Regions from separate parts of the Homo sapiens genome. Here region 2 is linked to region 1. A link is a loop called in an ENCODE intact Hi-C map of the cell type or tissue named here. Cell type or tissue: endothelial cell of umbilical vein. All regions are shown on one strand. Links, peaks and the distances in the headings refer to the core of each region. The heading gives the core; the rest is flanking DNA.

What was found. Hi-C counts contacts between places; a loop is a spot of excess contacts. Peaks named below come from ENCODE experiments on the same cell type or tissue, not always from the same donor. Only the 100,000 strongest peaks of a DNase experiment are listed, where the experiment ranks them.
Region 2: it touches region 1 in a loop (4-fold over the local background); 1 of 110 quality-filtered maps calls a loop at or near these places.

What each region holds. Positions count from the first base shown.
Region 1 is chr3:190,341,444-190,349,452 of GRCh38, forward strand. It overlaps a transcript of CLDN16 not described here. Among named protein-coding and RNA genes, the nearest start is that of CLDN1, 23 kb to the left of the region's middle. In endothelial cell of umbilical vein, for the core only: no CTCF peak of the experiment used is centred there; a DNase peak (open chromatin) is centred at 4,008; H3K27ac peaks cover 1,858 bases.
Region 2 is chr3:190,398,160-190,404,704 of GRCh38, forward strand. It overlaps CLDN16 (claudin 16), which reads left to right. Exons shown (of 5, transcript NM_006580.4): 2 at 4,178-4,280. Among named protein-coding and RNA genes, the nearest start is that of CLDN16, 13 kb to the left of the region's middle. In endothelial cell of umbilical vein, for the core only: no CTCF peak of the experiment used is centred there; a DNase peak (open chromatin) is centred at 4,012; H3K27ac peaks cover 1,235 bases.

The DNA.
Region 1 (8,009 bases), core at 1,284-6,283:
TATGTTGGCCCCTTTCAGCCATGGCTGGAGCAGCTGGGATGCAGGGTACCAAGTCCCTAGGCTGCACACAGCAGAGGAACCCTGGGCCTGGCCCACTAAACAATTTTTTTCCTCCTAGGCCTCCAGGTCTGTGATGGGAGGGGCTGCCACAAAGGTCTCTCACATGCCCTGGAGATATTTTTTTCCATTGACTTGGTGATTAATATTCGGCTTCTCATTAGTTATGCAAATTTCTATAGCCGGCTTGGATTTCTCCCCGCAGAATGAGATTTTCTTTTCTATTGCATTGTCAGGCTGCAGATTTTCTGAACTTTGATGCTCTGTTTCCCTTTTAAAACTGAATGCATTTAACAGCACTCAAGTCACCTCTTGAATGCTTTGCTGCTTAAAAATTTCTTTCACCGGATACCCCAAATCATCTCTCTCAAGTTCAAAGATCCACAAATCTCTAGGGCAGGGACAAAATGCTGCCAGTCTCTTTGCTAAAACATAACAAGAGTCACCTTTGCTCCAGTTCCCCAAAAGGTCCTTATTTCCATCTGAAACCACCTGAGCCTGGACTTTATTTTCCATATCACTATCAGCATTTTTGGCAAAGCCATTCAAGAAATCTCCAGGAAGTTCCAAACTTTCTCACATCTTCCTGTCTTCTTCTGAGCCCTCCAAACTGTTCCAAACTCTGCCTGTTACACAGTTCCAAAGTCGCTTCCACATTTTCAGGTATCTTTTCAGGAGCACCCCACTCTGCTGGTACCAATTTACTGTATTAGTTCATTTTCATGCTGCTGATAAGGACATACCTGAGACTGGGCAATTTACAAAAGAAAGAGGTTTATTGGACTTACAGTTCCACATGGCTGGGGATGCATCACAATTATGGCAGAAGGTGAAAGGCACATCTCACATGGTGGTAGAATTTGGTAAAGTTGCAAGATATAAAATCAACATACAAAAATCTGTGGGATTTATATATGCAAATAATGACCTAGGTGAAACAGAAAGCAAAAAGACAATCTGATTTACAATAGCATAAAAATTGAAATTCTTAGGAATAAATTTAACCAAAGAGGTGAAAGACCTGTCCCCTGAAAACTATAAGACATTAATGAAAGAAATTGAAAAGGATACAAAGCTATAGTAAACAAAACAGCATGGTACTGGCATAAAAGAGGCATGTCAGCCAGTGGAACAGAAGGGAGAGTCCCAAAATAAATCCAAACATTTACAGTTAACTAATTTTCACCATAGATACCAACATGATGCAATGGGAAAAAGATAGTGTTTTCAATAAATGGTGCTCAGAAAACTGGATTTTCACATGCAAAAGAAATACATTGGACCCTTCCAGCACACACAAAAATTAATTTAGAATGGATTAAAGACTTAAACATAAGAAATGAAGCCATAAAACTCCTGGAAAAAAACATAGGGGAAAAACTCCTTGACATTGGCCTTGGCAATGATTTCTTGAATATCACACCAGAAGTTTAAGCTACAAAAGCAAAAGTAAATAAGTATGACTATATCAAATCAAAAAGCTTTTGCATAGCAAAGAAAACAATCAACAAAATGAAAAGACAACCTACGGATTGGAAAAAATATTTGCAAATCATGTATCAGAGAAAGGGTTAATATAAAAGATTTATAAAGATCTCATCCAACTCAATAGTGAGAAAACTTATAACCCACTTATAACTGGGTAAGGACTGAAATACGTATTTCTCCAAAGATGACATAAAAGTTGCCAACAAGTGTATGAAAAAGAGCTCAACATTACTAATAATCAGGAAAATAGATCATAAGCAACTATAAGATACCACCTCACGCCTGTTAGGATAGCTGGTATCAAAAAGACAAGAGATAAAAAATGTTGATCAGGGTGTGGAAGAAAGGGAAGCCTTGTACACTTTTGGGAATGTAGATTGGTACAGCCATAAAAAAAGTATAGAAGTTCCTAAAGAAATTAAAAATATAGCTACTATATGATCCAGCAATATCTCTTTTGGGTATATACTCAAAGGAGATAAAATCACCACCTCGTAAAGATATCTGCACTCTCATATTCATTGCAGCATTGTTCATACAATACCTAAGATACAGAAACAACCTAGGTGTACATCAGTGGATGAATGGATAAAAAATCTATAGTGTATATATACAAAGAAATATTATTCAGCCTTAAGTACAAAGAGATTCTGCCATTTGCCACGACATATATGAATCTGAAGGGCATTATGCTACGTGAAGTAAGTCAGACACAGAAAGAAAAATATCACATGACTTCACTTATATATGGAATCTTAAAAAAATGGCAGGGGAGTCAAATCAATAAAAAGAGATAGAAAATAAAACAGTGGTTATCAGAGTTCAGGTCTGGGGGAGAAAATGGGAAGATACAGGCCAGAGGATACAAAGTAGCAACGTAGGATGAACAAGTTGAAAGATCTAATGTACAAATAGAGACTACAGTAAATAATAATGTACTGTAGTCAAGATTTTTGCTACATGGGTAGATTGTATCTTCACATGTGATAGGGCGAATAATGAATAAATATGTAAGATGATGGATTTGCTATTTTGTTTCACTGCAGCAATCATTTTACTATATACATGTATCATAACATCATGTTGTATAACTTAAATGTGCACAATACATTTTTTAATGAAATGAAATATAAAAAATATAAAAAATAATTTTGAAAAACGCTTTGAAAGCACGTATGAAGAATAGCCATCATTATAAAACACAGAGCTTCCAAATTTCTGTAACTAAATAACACCTTCAGAGAAATTGCTTATATTACCTAAACATCTCTGAATAACTTCTTAAAATTCCCAGAAAAGCCATATGTGGATTTTTATGCATGCACCTCCAAGAAGCTTTAATTATCTTAATCATATTCACTACTGGTATTAAAAGTACTACAGATAAATTGCTATTAAATATTATTTAAACAGTCATTAATATTTGATAGATTTAATGTGTATATAAACTGTTCTTAATTTTCATATAAGTATTATAGAGTAGTGAATAATGTATATTATATATAATTCATAATTATACATAGTACATACTGTATTACATACTATGTATTCTGTAAATGCATTTGTATAAATGTGAAAATATATTAAATGTTAAAATTATATATGTATGTATACTTTTAGTCGACACTTTTATTTTGGCAAAACATTAAGAATTAAATCACTAAATTTTCCTTGTCTTCCATAAAAAAGTAGCATAAGGAAAGCTGTGGAAATAAAAAAAAAAACTAAGGATTCCAGATAATCATGTGATTAGGTTATAGAATAAAGGAGGATAAATGTCTGGAGAAAGAGTTGCAAAAATTAGGCCAAGCTGTAAAAGGGGGTCTTCTTGCTCATGCTAGGAATTTGGTTGGGATTTAGGGACACATTGAATATTGGCAGAGAAGGGTCAGGTAGCTGTATTTTCACACAGATCGATTCAGAGGAAATAATTCTATTTACCCAGAAGTGTAAATAAATGAATAAGATCAGACTTTTACTTAGAAGAGTATGGGGAAAATAGACAAAATTCAGAGACAGAGGAAGAGTTAAGCTAATACCAATGTTAACACTGAAATTTGTAGATTTAAAGGGTAAAGTAATTTGACTAAAGACACCCCTCTCCACCTAACACACACACAGTGCTGCTAGTGAACTCTGTATTAAGCTACAGTTTAAGTTCCTGGTTCTTGTTGTCTTACCAGCTTTGATAGTAACCAGGGAGATAGCTGGCAAGAGCTTCTAGGGGCAGGCAGGCAGGATTTTGGCTCGGATGGATACTACCAGATAAAAGGTCTTTCACAACCTCTTTGTTCATTTTGTGATATTTCTCAGTTTAGGGACTTTCTCTTCTCCTCTTCATATCACACACCCACTGCACCTCAGGAATTTGACTTCTCCTCCCTTAGTTACACATTCTCTCACTGCACTTATGGAATTTGAGTTACTTCCTATCAGGTTTGAATCACCCTATTTGGCAATCCTGGAATTATTTGAAAATGCTCTCATCTCATCACTATTATTTTTCCTCTGTAAACAAGCCTCGTGTTTTTCCAGAGCCTCTTCTTTCAGTTGTGTTAATCTCATATTTATTTTTTACAGGCCTAGCTCCGTCTCTCTTTATCATAAGCAGCATAATGCTCTCTAGAAAGACTCTTTGATGAGGAAAAGGAATTCTGGTTCTAGTTTTGCCACTGATAGGTGTTCAGCTTTGTTTAAATGCTTTACCTCACTGGGCTTCCAGTTATTCATTCGTGAAATACAGGAAGAGGCTAAAATAAACACACTTTGGCAGCTTTCCTTCCTTCTCATAAAATTCTGACTTTCAGTTTGTCCCAGGTAATCTGCCAGTCTATCCATCTGTCCCCTCCTTTAAACTAACAACTGTATGTTTATTACTGTATTGATTACATTGTATTGAAATAATCTTATTCATTTATTTATGTAATATATATAATATTTATTGAGGTAGTGCTGAGCATATGCCAGGGACTGGACTAAACCCAAATAACAAGACTCTTGTAACCAGTCCTTTTAGGTCTTACAGTGTAAGTGACAATACACATGAACATTCAGAAGTGTGATGGAAGTAGCCAAGGATAGAACTGAAGCGTCCTATGGCACGTAAGACAGAGGGATCTTCCTTAACCAGGAAGGAACTCCCTTAAAGAAGGAATTTACACCGAGACCGAAGGAAAGAAACAGAAAAGAAAGTGTTTTAGCAGAGGGAACCACATGTTAGAATGCCTGGAGGTGAGAGAGAATAAAAATTCAAAAGAAGTTCTGTTTGCTTAGGGAAGGAAAAAAAAACTGAAGGAAAAAGAAGTACCATGTAGAGATGTGGGTGTGTGACCAGATTTTGCTACAGGGAATTTTGAACTGTTTTAAAGTTTTGGTCTCTATTCTATGAACAATAAAAATCCTCCGGCAATTTTAAGCAGGATAGTGACCCAGTCATATTTGCGTTTTAACAGTTTTGATCTAGATTCATAATGATGCTGAAATTAAAATAATAACTAAATTTTATTTTATGCTTACTATAGCCAAAACTGTACATTCTTTATGTAAGTTGTCCTAGTATTCTTTACAACAACTATACTAGTTTCTTAGGGATGTGGCAACAAATTACCACAAACTAGGTGGCTTAAAAGAAATTCATTCTCTCATTTTTCTGGAGCCCAGACGTCTGAGATCAGGATACCAGTAAGGTCATAGGCTTTGTCTGAAGGGGATCTTGGGAAGTATCCTTCCCTGCCTTCTCCTAGCTTGTAGTGGTTACTCACAATCCCTGGTGTTGCTTGGCTTGCAGATCCATCACCCCAGCCTCTGCCTTTCCACATGACATTCTCCCCTGTGTCTCCCATTGCCTTCCCTCTGCCCATGTTTCTGTGTCCAAATTGTTCTCTCCTTATAAGGACATCAGTTATTGTATGGCTCACCCTAATCCAGTATTACCTTATTACTTCCGAAAAGCTCCTATTTCCAAATAAGTTCACACGCCGAGGTTTGGGCGGGGGGACACTTTGGAGAACACTATTATTATTTTGGAGGATACTCTTTATCCTCATGCTGTAACTGTAAGATGTTTGCCTAACTGGAGAGGTGAGTGAGGAAACTGAGGCACTATGAAGTTTAAAAATATGTCCAAGGTCACAAAGCTAATATGTGGCAGAGACGATTGACAGAGAGACCAGCTAGGAAACGATTGCAGAGCCATGATGATGGTGGCAATGGGGATGGCAACGTATAGATGATTCTGATAAATATTTTTAGAGTAGACTCAATAACATTTGTTAATAATTTTGATGTGATGAGAAAGTAGGGAGGAGTCAAGAAAAACTACCAGTTTTTCTGGGTAGACCTCCTATTTATAGTGCTAGAAAACACTGGACAAAAGGATAGTTTTAGAGAGAAAGGAGAAAAATTCAGAGATGCCAGTGCTGAGTTTGAAGTGCCCAAGGAACATATAGTTATAAATGGATATAACGATCTGGCACTCAAAAGAAAGGTCTGTGTTAGACCATCAGAAAATTGTAGCATTCATTCATCATTACTAAATACTTATGAGTGTCTGCCACATGTCAATTATTATCTTAGGTATCAAGGACACAGTTGTGAATAAGATAGGCAAGTTCCTGCCCTCATGGAAATGTCATTCTTGATGGGGGAGACAGATAATAAACAACAAAGATAAATAAGACAATTTCAACTAGGCATGTCTGCTGTGTAGACAATAAAAAGAGGTGATATGAAAGTCAATGATTGGTACAGATTACCTTCTTCAGTTTGGAGGATGAAAGTAGGTTTCTCTGAAGTGGCGACAAGTGAGCTGAGACCTGCATGATATGAGGTGATTTCAGGGATCTAAGTGCACAAAAGCCCAGAAGCAGTGATGATCTTGTAGTTTGTAAGGAACAGAAAAAAAGGTCTGTGGCTGGAGCATAGGGAACCTAGTGGTGGTACAGGGCGAGGAATCGGTAGAAGATGAGACCATGGGCTGGGCGCGGTGGCTCACATCTGTAATCCCAGCATTTTGAGAGGCCAAGGCAGGTGGATCACGAGGTCAGGAGATTGTGACCATCCTGGTTAACAAGGTGAAACCCCGTCTCTACTGAAAATACAAAAAAAAAAAAAAAAAAATTAGCTGGCACGGTGGCACTTGCCTGTAATCCCAGCTACTCGGGCGGCTGAGGCAGGAGAATTGCTTGAATCTGGGAGGCGGAGCTTGCAGTGAGCTGAGATGGTGCCACTACACTCCAGCCTGGCGACAGAGCAAGACTCCGTCTCAAAAAAAAAAAAAAAAAAGAATAAATCAAAAAAAAAAAAAAAAGATGAGACCACAATGTCAAGGAAGACAGCAAGACTGCAATGTGTGTGTGTGTGTGTGTGTGTGTGTGTGGTGTGTGTCTTTGGAAGATTATGTTTCTTACAAAGATATACACACCCACACTGATTTTTGTTTCATTTAAAGCCATGGGAATAGAAGATATTGCTTAGAGAGACTGTGCAGAGTGAAGGAAAGCAAAAGCCTACAACACAGGCCTGCAGTCACTTAAGTCTCATGGATAAATGTGGTCAGACCAGAAGAAAGAAAACAATATGCTTTCATGTCTGTTTATCCCATTAAAATAAAAACTATGCCCCCATTGCCAAGCAAACCTTCTTTTATGAAATTGTGTCAATAAATATTTAAAGAATTCATTTTTTAAGTTTTAAGGTCAGGGGTACATGTGCAGGTCTGTTACACAGGTAAACTTGTGTCATGGGGGTTTGTTGTACAGATTATTTCATCACCCAGGTACTAAGCCTAGTACCCATTAGTTATTTTTCCTGATCCTCTTTCTCTTACCTCCCTCCACCCTCCAAAAGACCCCAGTGTGTGTTGTTTCCCACTATGTGGCCATGTGTTCTCATCATTTAGCTCCCACTTATAAGTGAGAACATGTGATGTCTGGTTTTCTGTTTCTGTGTTAGTTTGCTAAAGATAATGGTCTTTAGCTCCATCCATGTCTCTGCAAAGGACATAATCTCATTCTTTTTCATGGCTGCGTAATATACCAGCGTGTATATGTACCACATTTTCTTTATCCAGTCTGTCATTGATGGGCATTAAGGTTGATGAATCGATATCAGATAGATGAAAGGAAATAGTATGGTAAGACCCTGGTATGGTTTTTGTGTCCCCACCCAAATCCAGTTGTTCAATTGTAATCCCCAGTGTTGGGGGAGGGACCTGGTGGGAGGCGATTGGATCATGGGGATGAATTTCCCCTTGTTGTTCTCATGATAGTGAGTGAGTTCTCATAAGAGCTGGTTGTTTAAACGTGTGTAGAGCTTCCCCCTTCACTCCTTCTCTCCTGCCACCACATGAAGACATGCTTGCTTCCCCTTGGCCCTTCTGCCATGATTGTAAGTTTCCTGAGGCCCCCCAGCCATGCTTCCTGTGCAGCCTGAGGAACTGTCAGTCAAACTTCTTTTCTTTATAA
Region 2 (6,545 bases), core at 1,499-6,498, 57 kb after region 1:
TTTCTGTTATGATATAGCAGTTCTGTACAAACTGTCTCTAATATACTAATTTCCTATAGTTGCCGTAACAAATGACCATAAACTCGGTGGCTTAACAAAAGATAACTTTATTCTCTCACAGTTCTGGAGGCTGGAAGCTTATAATCAAGAAGTTGGCAAGGCTGCGCTGCCCCTGAAAGTTCTGGAAGAATCCGTTCTTAGCCTCTTCCAGCTTCTGGTGGCTGTAGGCATTCCTTGACTTGTAGCTTTATCCCTCCAATGTCTCTGCCTCAGAGGTCACATTGCATCTTTCTTTTGTCTGTTTCTCTCCTGCATGTGTCTCTTATAATGAAATTTGTCAGCCCACCTGTATAACCCAATATGATCTCAAGGTCCTCAGTTACATTTTCAAAGATCCTTTTTCCAAATAAGGTCATATACTGGTGGTAAGAATGTGGACATATCTTTCTGAGGGCCTCCATCTTTCTCCACCTTCACTGTGGTTAGTTAGTAAAGCCTAACACAGCCACTACTCAAGTCATTATGATGTTTAAGCACTTTACTACCACTATTTTTATTTATTGAGCATATCATTTATATTGCGTGTGTATTTGTAATTTTTAATTCTTATAACCATCCTATGATTATCTCCCGTATACAGATAAGGAGATTGAGGATCAAAAAAGGTAAGATCTTCCCCAAGGTTACAACATAGATAGTAAGAGTTTCAATCTATATTTAATATTTAATGCATATATAAATTTAATTTACGTGTAATGCACATATAAATTTAGACGTCCACATTATTTAGAAATTTATATGTTGAATTTCACAAGATAGCTGTTTATCATTAGATTTTTTGATCTCTGTGTTACACAGGATGAGATAATCCTCCAGAAAGTCCAAGAATTGTTTCCAACTTAAACCTAAGGAGGAGCATGCCAAGGTGAAGTTCGCAGAATAATAGCCTTGGGATGAGATCCAAGTTAGGGCTTACTTCACCCAAAGCTATCATCCAATACCCAATTCTGGATTACTTTATTTTAAAATGGATTTGGAATTCTTTTTAAAAAAATGTTTTTAGGCTGGGCACGGTGCCTCACGCCTGTAATCCCAGCACTTTGGGAGGCCGAGGTGGGCGGATCACCTGAGGTCAGGAGTTCGAGATCAGCCTGACCAACATGGGGAAACCCCGTCTCTACTAAAAATACTTAAAAAAAAAAAGTAGCCTGGCGTGGTGGCGCATGCCTGTAATCCCATCTACTCGGGAGGCTGAGGCAGGAGAATCGCTTGAACCCAGAAGGTGGAGGTTGCCGTGAGCCGATCGCGCCATTGCACTCCAGCCTGGGGAAAACAGCGAGACTCTGCCTCAAAAAAAATTGTTTTTAAACATTTGTAACTGTTTAAACAATTTTTTAGCACATATGCATCTTCTTAAATGGGGTACCTAGTGATGTTTTGATACATATAATGTATAGTGATCCCATTAGGGTAATTAGCATACCCATCATCTCAAACATTTATTTTTTGTTGGAAACATTAAATATCCTTTTTTCTAGCTATTTGAAATTATATCATTATTAACAATAGCCATCCTAGAGTGCTATAGAACAGGGGTCCACAACCCCCAGGCCACAGACCAGTACTAGTCCGTGGCCTGTTAGTAACTGGGCTGTGCAGTGGGAGGTGAGCAGTGAGCAAGTGAGCATTACCGCCTAATGGTGGACAGAAGCTCCACCTTCTGTCGGATCAGCGGCAGTATTCGATTCTCATAGGAGTGCAAACCCTGTTGTGAACTGCACATGCGAGGGTTCTGAGTTGCATGCTCCTTACAAGCACCTAATGCCTGATGATCTGAGCTGGAACAGTTTCATCCAAAAGCATCCCCAACCCCCTACCCACTGGTTCCATGGAAAAATTGTCTTGCACGAAACCGGTCCCTGGTGCCAAAAAGGTTGAAGACCACTGGTATAGAACACTGGAACTTATTCCTCTTATCTAGCTGCAATTTTGTATCTCTTAACAAATCTCTCCTTGTTCCTTGGCCCCTACCCTTCCCAGCCTTCAGTATCCTCTGTCTTATTTTTTACCTCGAGGTTTTTTTTTCTGTTTGTTTGTTTAGACGGAATCTCGCTCTGTCGCCAGGCTGCAGTGCAGTGGCGCGATCTCGGCTCACTGCAACATCCGACTCAGTGGTTCAAGCGATGCTCCTGCCTCCCGAGTGGCTGGGATTACAGGCACGCACCACCACGCCTAGCTAATTTTTGTATTTTTAGTAGAGACGGGGTTTCACCATGTTAGCCAGGATGATCCCGATCTCCTGACCTCTTGATCCGTCCGCCTCAGCCTCCCAAAGTGCTGGGATTACAGGCGTGAGCCACCGTGCCCGACCGAGATCAACTTCTTATAGCTTCCACATATGAGTAAAAATATGCAATGTTTAACTTTCTATTCCTGGCTTATTTCATTTAACATTATTCAGTTCCATCCATGCTGACTTAAATAAAAGAATTTCATTTTTTAAATTGTTAAATAGTATTCCATTGTGTAGATATACCATATTGTATTTACCCATTGCTCTGTGGTTGGATATCTAGGTTGATTCCATGTCTTGGCTATTGTGAATAGTGTCACAAAGAGCATGGAGGTGCGCACATACTGATTTCCTTTCCTTTGAATAAATGCCCAGTAGTGAGATTTGTTGGATCATAAAGAATGGGTTTTAAACACACTGCAATGCTCAGGAGCACACCCACACACTGCTGTGTTTGAGTCCTATCTCCTCCATTAACTATGCTTTCTTGGGGTTACTTAACTTTCCTGTGCCCCAATTTCCTCATTTGTAAAATGGATGATAAATAATATCTCTTAACGTCCCTTAAGAAATAAGAAAAATAATAATATGCTAAATAGTAACTGCTTTATGGTATAGACTCTGTATTGAATAATTATTACCAACTATAAGTATTTTACATATAAAGTAGTAATAGAGGTAAAACATTCAGAATCGCGATGAAGTTGCAAGCAGTAGAATTTTATTTGGCACATAACACGGCCTCAAAAAATAGCATGGGGCAGAGAGTTTCATAGTGCATGTATTCCTGAATATTATTTTATTTTCCAAAGCAAAGTGTTCTTATGTTTTTTTTTCTCCCCACAGCAATTTAACCCCCTCCTTTGCATTCCTCATCCCACCCTGCTCTGTTATTTATTCTTTCTTGGGGAAAAAATTAAGTTTTTATTTTCCAAGATAATTCATAGTTAAACTTTACTAAACTATTCCCAGATACAGAAGGTAATTTGAATCCATAACTGGGTCAGAGGAAACAATTGTATTAGCTCTGTTCCATATGCGTGAGCTCTATCAAGAACACCTGAAACTATTTTCTGTTGGCATGTTTACGATTCTAAGAAATCTATTGTGACTTACGGTTTGTAGATAAAGTATGAGAAGGTTCAGGGAACTGGTACCTTCTAGCTCTAAGTGGATTCTTAGAGTCATCTGCACATCATTTCCAAGTAAAAATGGATTACAGTCGTCAAGTTGTATGAAATTAATGCTCAATCTGCTTACATCCTTTACATAGCTTAAGCATTTATAATATATCATTGGAGCAATAAATAAGACTTGGGGCCTTTATATATTTTATTTATTGGCATCTTTTCATTTATTGGTTTTCTTTGCTAATTATTTTATATTTATAAACTTCATATATAAAGATAATATTTTTCTTCATGGAACTCAGTATTCGTGATAAAGAAACAATATATATTTTTAATAGACTCAAGGTGTCAACAGTTATCATCTATTGTTATATATATATATATTTTTTGGTGAGTAAATGTCAGCACAGTGACATGAAATGATGTTTTTCCATAACCATAACTCAATGGTGGAAGCAGCCACAGATATTTAAATATATTTAGCTCTGGTTTTATCTCTTCCAGACGTGACTTATTTCTCTACCCCCACCCTTCATGAGGAAGTGGATTCATTTCCTGGCCCAGAAAGGCTTCAATTGTCAGTGCTTAAGGGAAAATATTCTAATACGCATTGTTTGTTGTAAATGAAGTTCTGATCACATGTGTAACCACTTACTTTGCTATCAAACACAACCACCAACTTCTCTTTTTGATCAAGGGGAACTGAACTGTGCCTGCATGAATTGTTTCACACGGTGTCTTCTCTAACATCTAGGTGAGCACAAAATGCCGAGGCCTCTGGTGGGAATGCGTCACAAATGCTTTTGATGGGATTCGCACCTGTGATGAGTACGATTCCATACTTGCGGAGCATCCCTGTACGTATGCCTTAGAGCTCACTGCTTGCCAGGAAGGGAAAGGGACAGAAAACTGAGTTCAGGTTTCCATTTTGTGCTTTGTTTTCTATTGTACTATATTAAGGTTCGGTCCAGTTTGTAATGGTTAGAAATTGAGCTCATCTCGGAAATGTGAATTGAAATATATACTTCAGCACATTTTCTCTTTTCTCATATATTTGTAAATTCATTGAGGGAAAAATATTATCTTATTAATCTCTGCTGTCCCTCAGAGGGCCAGGCATAGTGCTTCATACTCAGCAGGCTTACAGTAAATGGTTTTTTAATCGAAATAAACTCTTTAGGGTGCTGTAATTTCATTATTAAACTGGACGGGTTAGGGGGAAAGCATTTCAGAGATGTTTTAAGCTATGACTTAGTTCAAATAGAAAGTTTACAGTTATTTCAGTTGAAGGTTAGCTAAGAAAGAGAGAGTGGCAGAGGCAGAAAGAGGCAGACAGCCAGAGAGAGAGACATAGACTATGGGGATCAGTGGAAGAAAAAACCAACACATGTGACGCACTGTTACAGGCAATATTGAAGCTGGCTCCCTTATCTTCCTTACTTTTAGCTTTAAATTATAGTTAAAGCCAGGTGCAGTGGCTCACACTTGTAATCCTAGCACTTTGGGAGGCCAAGGCGGGTGGATCACTGGAGGTCAGGAGTTCGAAACCAGCCTGGCCAACATGGTGAAACCCCATCCCTAATAAAATTACCAAAAAAAGTTAGCTCATCATGGTGGTGGGAGCCTGTAGTTCCAGCTAGTCAGGAGACTGAGGCAGGAGAATCACTTGAACCCAGAAGGCAGAGGTTACAGTGAGCCGAGATCACACCACTGCACTCCAGCCTGGGAGACAGAGCAAGACTTCATCTCAAAAATAAAATAATAAATAAATAAATTATAGTTACATGTCAGCAGAGCCCATGTTGCTATGAATAAAGAAATGTCTTAAATTTAAAAATCTTACTGTTGATTCTCTCAATCCTTCTCCATAGTGTTTATTTGTTTATTTATAAGAACATCGAACCCTGCTAAGAAACATCTGTTCTGTTATGAAAGCAAAGTGGTTTTAGTCTCTTTCAAAGCAAATGATGGGTGATGGCACCATAAGGCAACTTCTTTTCTCAAGATAAATAAAAAATTAAGCCCTTGGAATGTGACTTTTCCCCTGAACCTCTATTTCAGTCCAGAGGAAAGCACTTAAAAACAGCAGCACTCTAAAATTCTTCATCTGCTATTTAAAAGTTGGGTGCGTGGAACATTTTTAAAAACATAGTTCATAAGGTCTTTGTTTTATTTTTGTTAAAAAGGATTTTCTTAATTCTTTTTCTTTTCCCCTCTCTGTGCTAACCTAGTTCTACCTACAAAGAAACACTATTTGCTGAATAGGAATGGACATTTTGTCTATTCTAAAAATTCATTAAAATGGATTTTAATTCATAAGCTGATAAGAAAATGAAAAATTAAAAAAAATTTAAAACTTTTAAATACTGTTATATACATTTATGCAAGAAGAAAATATAATCACTCATAAGCTCACTACGTAGAGAAAACCACTGTTTATATTTAATATGTTCCTTTTTCATCTTTGACCTATGTAACCTATTAACATATGGGGGTAGAGAAATAAGTCACGTCTGGAAGAGATAAAACCCATATGGCCTAATATGTAATATTGGCCAAGAAGAGTCATGATTTAAATAGCTGAAAGAGAAAATGATCTAATTTCCAGAAATTACCTTCTACTTAATAGCACAAACTAACTCTCCTTCTTCTAAAGATCTCCTTATGGCTTCTTCTATCCTGAACTGGCAAAAAGAAGTCTTGAAATATTTTATTCTGCTTCCCTGTGTCAAATTTTAGCCAATTATTATTTTTAAATAAAAAAAAATTAAAGTGATTATTTATTCAATATTTATTAAGAAATTTTTGTAGGACAGATATGCTACCTTCGATTCAGCAATCGGCTACAATATTTGTGAATGAGACATTTTCCAGAGTAGGAGGCAAAAAGGAAAACATTTATTTAGTTTCCACTATCTACCAGGATGCTCTCTGCTAGCATACCAACAACAAAACTAAGTAGTGAACTGTGGTTAAACAAGCAATAATGTCAATAATCTCATATTTTTTAGTTTTATGAAAACATTAGGGGTACTTATGTTCAAGTTCATACAAAGTCTGACTTTTACCGGAGGGGTGTGTTAATGTTACCTACTTGTCTGTTTTTTTTGCTATGTCTCTGT